2 separate regions of the Homo sapiens genome follow, and region 2 is linked to region 1. The links are chromatin loops, found by intact Hi-C in ENCODE. Cell type or tissue: endothelial cell of umbilical vein. All regions are shown on one strand. Links, peaks and the distances in the headings refer to the core of each region. The heading gives the core; the rest is flanking DNA. Region 1 overlaps AMOTL2 (angiomotin like 2). Region 2 overlaps CDV3 (CDV3 homolog).

The links. Hi-C counts contacts between places; a loop is a spot of excess contacts. Peaks named below come from ENCODE experiments on the same cell type or tissue, not always from the same donor. Only the 100,000 strongest peaks of a DNase experiment are listed, where the experiment ranks them.
Region 2: a loop joins it to region 1, with 4 times the contacts of the local background. A loop is called at or near these places in 6 of 110 quality-filtered maps.

Annotation. Positions count from the first base shown.
Region 1 is chr3:134,367,902-134,370,778 of GRCh38, forward strand. AMOTL2 (angiomotin like 2) reads right to left here. Exons shown (of 10, transcript NM_016201.4): 2 at 2,799-2,877. Among named protein-coding and RNA genes, the nearest start is that of MIR6827, 1.5 kb to the left of the region's middle. In endothelial cell of umbilical vein, for the core only: no CTCF peak of the experiment used is centred there; DNase peaks (open chromatin) are centred at 1,580 and 2,500; H3K27ac peaks cover 2,435 bases.
Region 2 is chr3:133,577,258-133,580,169 of GRCh38, forward strand. All of the region lies in intron 2 of CDV3 (CDV3 homolog), which reads left to right. Among named protein-coding and RNA genes, the nearest start is that of CDV3, 5.0 kb to the left of the region's middle. In endothelial cell of umbilical vein, for the core only: a CTCF peak has its summit at 1,551 (motif pointing left); a DNase peak (open chromatin) is centred at 1,514.

The DNA of each region.
Region 1 (2,877 bases), core at 378-2,877:
ATGGTTAATTATTATCAATAATTAATATATTATTAAAATTACTGCAGATAATTATTCAACCCTCTAGTGTTAGGCAGGGACCAGTAGGGAAGGCCTTTTCCAAATGTTTCTGCCTGAGGCTCTCAAGAGTCAGACAGCAGGGCTAGAGGGGATTAATGTCAGGATGCTTGTTTCATACCCGCCTCACAGTGGCTGGGGCCTTGGGGATCAGCCTGAGCAATCCTGGGCCTCCTAAGCAACTAATGCTTAAATACATCATCTTAAAAAATGCACCCTGACACTTCTAATCAATGGAAGGTTATTTTTGGGGCTGGAGGCCATGTCAATCATGACTGAGCATATAACCTTCCAGGCCCCAGGACAACTTTGGTGGCTGGGCCCCAGCAGCAACCTTGTGTCTATTACACGAGTCGCCAGTTTCAAGACTGCCAAAGCAGCACTCATTTTCTCCTTCCTATTTCAAGTCCTGCCACCCCCCACCCCCCACTCACCCAGAGTCATTTTTAGAAGACTCCAGTTAAGGTTAGAGCAATGAGACAAATGTCAGGGTAAGAGTCTGAGCTCTAGAGTCTGACAAATAGGGGTTCAAATCCCTGCTCCAGCTGTTTAACCTTGGGCGAGTGCCTCAGCCCCACAGACTGGGCATTGCTCTGTTGCATCATGAGGGTCTCCAGCCTCGCTGGGATTTGTTGAGGATGACGCTATGTAAGGCCTGGCAGAGTGCTGGGCCAGTGCTGGGCGGGTGGCAGGTGCTCCTATAATGGTGGCCCATCCTCCATCTCTTCTAGTAGGAGCCTCAGTTTACCCTCAGTTTAGAGAACAAATGTGGCCCAAACTCTTGGTTTCCTTGGGAGTAAGGGCTGCCTCTGGACTACTGTGGTCACTGAGTTCAGGGGACAATATTCTATTGGCCTCTGGCACTGGTGTAACATCACCCCCAGGGCTCCATGTTGAGGGAAGGAGCAAAGGGCAAGAGGCACGGGGAGTCCAAGGGCCTTCCTGGGACCTTGTGATTCCCAGTGTCACAACTGCCTCAGTTTCACAAAGAATCTTCCAAGTCCCAGAAGCCCCGCAAAAACCGAATTCCCCTTCTGGGTGCATCATCTCAGCACTAATGCACACCCAGCCTGCCCCTGACTCTTGCTGCCATGCAGCCTATGGCCCCCCTGCTCTTCTCAGGACCCTAGGCTAGGAGTCTAGCCCGTTTCCTAACAAATAATCTTCACTGGATCATCTGAAAGGAGATATTGGGCAGATGTATTTCTCCTACTACCTAAGGTGGGGCTTCCAGTAAGAGCTGGGAAGAGGGTCCCCACTGGAGTGCTCAAACTCTCCATTCCACTGCTAAAATGGCCATTCTCAAGGTTGCTTCAAGAACTTGCTCCCCCCTGCACTGGGCCAGGCAGACACAACTGGCATTCTTTGGGGATGACTTAGCTCTGAGAAAGAATAGCAACTCCTTTCCCTTCACACTTGCTTTCCTTTCTCCTCGTCCTCTCCCTCCCCTGCTTTTTGTTCTCCTGCAAACAGTCTACTTCCTTGCCGTGATTACTATCTTTTCCTGACAGGGTTCAATAAGGCTGGTCCAAAAGAAGAAACCACCACTCAGCTTCCGAAACTCTTCCTGACCGAGCCCTGAGAGGGGCGATAAAGTGCGAGTCTGGAGGGGTGGAGGCTGGAGAAAAACTATGAGGCTCCAACCTCTGGTTCCGCCATACCAACCCCATCATGTCACTCATTTCTCGAGAGCAAGGAAAGCCGGACGGTGGGAAAGTGGGTGTTTACTAAAGGAACACAGCAGGCATGAAGAGAACCAGACTTTGACCTTGGGCCACCAGAGGAAGAGTCTGAAATCCTTGGGGTCCCTTGGTGGGGTTTCTTGGACTCCCATAGGGGGAGATGCAGCAGTGATGGCTGTGTCTGCTTCTCTGGAAAAGATGCTGGGCAAGATGAGAAGCGTGAGGCAGGGCCTTGTTTCTAGGAACACTTATTTCTCCAAACTCTCTAGACTTCTTGCCTCCCCGGGTCTTCCTGCTTCCATTCTGGCCCCTTACAAACCATGCTCTGCATGTAGCCAGAGAGAGCATTTAGAAAAGGTAAACCAAATCACATCCCCTGAGGGCCTCCCAGCACACTCAGAATCAAACTCTAAGTCCCTACCATGGCCCAGCAGCCTCTCCTGAGCCTCACCAGAAAAGGGCCCACTTGGACCCAGAATCCTTTCCCACTGCAGGCTGCAGACGCAGGGAGCATATGGCAGGAAATGAAGAGGAGAGACAAGTAAGCTCCTGCCCTGGTGTAAGATGCTGAGAGGTCTCTAATCAGACCACTGGGCCTTTCCAGCCTCTAGTTAGGAATGCCTCCCAATAATCACAGAAAGCAAGCTGCTCATATTTTCTTAAAAAATCTCCAGAGAAGGAAGTCCCACCTTCTTCCTGCTTAACTTGGAAACAGTTTGGCAATCATTCCCAACCTTGCCTTTAGGAAGTTCTTTCTGAAATCTAACCTTTAACCCCCTGCTGCAATTTGTGTACTCTGGGGACTCTAGTTACTTGAATGCTACAGCTAAGCAGACAATGGTGCCTATCTCTGAATTAAGGCAAGGGACACCACTAACTTCTTAGGGGACCTCAGCTAAGTCCCTCTTCTCTGCCAGGCATTAGCTCTCCCTTCTCAGGTTGGAGGTGGGGTGGATCTTGCTAGCTCTGACACAAGCTGTGATCTTGAGGCTCTCCTCCCTGAGAGACCTGTGCTGGAAGAAAGCCAGGAGTTGGAAAGCCCAAGGTGGGGAGAGTTACCTGACTTCAGCATGCTGGAAGTGCGGGCTGCCGCGGGCACGGTACCGTGGGTCAGTGACAGCAGTGGTGGTCTCATGAG
Region 2 (2,912 bases), core at 187-2,686, 790 kb before region 1:
CCCATATGTTCTTCACTCAGATCCACCAGTCTCTGCTACATGTGCTTTATCTTTTTCTATTTCTCGGTATACTGAGAGCTGCAGATGTCACATTCAGTCTTTTTTTCTTTTTTTTTTTTTGAGACAGAGTTTCGCTCTTGTTGCACAGGCTGGAGTGCAATGGTGCGATCTCAGCTCACCGCAACCTCAGCCTCCCGGGTTCAAGCGATTCTCCTGCCTCAGCCTTCCGAGTAGCTGGGATTACAGGCATGTGTCACCACGCCTGGCTAATTTTGTGTTTTTAGTAGAGACGGGGTTTCTCCATGTTGTTCAGGCTGGTCTCAAACTCCCGACCTCGGGTGATCCACCCACCTCGGCCTTCCAAAGTGCTGGGATCACAGGCATGAGCCTCTGAGCCCAGCCAGATGTCACATACAATCTTAAAGTTCTTGACCCTGGTCCTTATAGTAGTTAGCATATTAGTTCTTTACCTGTACATTTGAAAGGGGAAATTTTTCATTAGCAGCAAACGTATTATATATTAAGATCCTATTTCACATTTACCAACCAGCTCAAGATTTAAGTACCAAGGTACTTAATGTGCCCAGTTTTGTGTCTGAATTAACAGATCTTATTCAAGGTCATGCTGTTATAGACAGATTCTTGAGAGGGAAGCCATTGAGGTGGTTATAAAGGAGGCTGTCATTTGAGTTAGATCCTTGGTTGTTTGTAGGCCCTGTAGGCCTCTTTCATCTCTATTTTTTCATTTTTTTGAGACAGTCTCACTTTGTCACCCAGGTTGGAATGCAGTGGCATGATCATAGCTCATTGTAGTCTTGAACTCCTGGGCTCAAGTGATCCTCCCACCTCAGCCTCCCGAGTAGCTGGGACTACAGGTGTGAGTTGCCACCCCTGACTAATCTTACTTTTTTTTTCTGTAGATGAGGTCTATTTTACCTAGGCTGGTCTCAAAACTCCTGGCCGCAAGTGATCTCAAAGCAAAGGAATCACACGCATGAGCTGCTAGGCCCAGCCACTTCCATCTTTAAAGTGGATTTTTGGGAGAATGTTAGAAAGATTTAATTCTTGAAGGTATACACTGTTGAGCATTTGTCACGTTTCAGTAAATAATTGAGTTCTTGGAGCCCAGTGGTTTTCTAGAAACTTTGGTGAGAAATCTAGACTTAAACCTTTTAGGTAGAGCTGGTTACATTATCCAAGGTGGATTTATTCTAGCAAATACTTATGTGACTACTCTGCTAGACACTGAGGTTCTCTGGTTGTAGAAATAAGTCATGCTGTAATAGACAACAGTAGATAATTTCAAAGAGATGTGCATGGTGCTCTGGGGCAGAGGAGAGACATTTCATCATCCATGAAGGGGTCAGGAAAGATTCTTTGGATGAGGTGCAGTGCCATTTTAAGCCTCCAGGCCAGGCATAGCTGATCAGGCCATGTGTATCTCCCCATTTTACTGTTGCAGCAATGCTAGGTATAATAGGGACAAACCTGTGGAGATGCCCGGTATTCCAGCAGCTCAATCCAGTCTGATTTTTGTTTTAGCTGCTTCCCCCTAGTGTTGGGGAAGGGGAGTTAGGATGTATAAATTCTCATGTCTCTTGAGGTAAAGAGATAAGGCTGTTCTATTCTTTATAAATATACTGCTGCAGGATGTGTGATCCTATCAGCCTTACTAAAGAAAATGCATTTCTCAAATCTTAGAGAATATTTTTGCATCATACCTTAGAGCTATAAAGGGGATAAAATGAATTAAAAGGTAATGTGAAATAATAGAGCCTCTAGAATCCCACACTATTTTGGCTCTGCTACTTTGTAGCCCTGGGGAAGGTACTTATGTTTCCTCATACATACATACAGTGGGTCTCTTGGCTGCCTTAGTGTTACTGTGAGGTTTAACTTTGTACAGTGGGGTGGAATGCTGCCTGCTGTAGTAGATATTCAGTAAGTCTCCCTTTTGTAGCATCATTATTCTCCTCACCTTACCAGTAGTGCCTTACAGACTTACACATATTTAAGACCGTATATGTGGAATTGTGATGAATTTACAGCAGTATTGTAGTGTTTGTTTATAAAATTTAGCTGATGGGAAGCTATATATTATATTTGGGTCAAACACTGAATTTCAGCCTGTCTCCCATGGAAATAACCGTTTGGAACGTGTTTCTTGTTCTGCTATGACATTTGGAGAGTTGATACTTTCTGAAATATGTAAAGATGAAAAAGTAATAAAATATGTAAATCATTTCTACCCTGCTAACTGGCATTTAGGCAAGCCTCTAAGCATCTCTGGGCTTCAATTCCTTCAATTGTTGGATGAAGAGTGTTTTTGGTTTGTTCGTTCTTTTTTTTTTTTGATAGAGTTTTTGCTTTTGTTACCCAGGCTGGGGTGCAATGGCGCAATCTCCGCTCACTGCAACCTCCACCTCCCAAGTTCAAGCGATTCTCCTGCCTCAGCCTCCCAAGTAGCTGGGATTAGAGGCATGTGCCACCACGCCTAGCTAATTTTTGTATTTTTAGTAGAGACAGTGTTTGACCATGTTGGTCAGGGTGGTCTCGAACTCCTGACCTCCAGTGATCTGCCCGCCTCTGCCTCCCAAGATGCTGGGATTACAGGCATGAGCCACTGCGCCCGGCTGATAAAGAGTCTTGACTAGACAATTTCCACATGTTTAGTTTAGCTAGTATTTCAGAATCTTAACCCAAAATACTTATTTATTTTTATTATTATTATACTTTAAGTTCTAGGGTACATGTACACAACGTGCAGGTTTGTTACATAGGTATATATGTGCCATGGTGGTTTGCTGCACCCATCAACTTGTCATTTACATTAGGTATTTCTCCTAACGCTATCCCTCCCCCAGTCCCCCACCCCCCAACAGGCCCTGGTGTGTGATGTTCCCCTCCCTGTG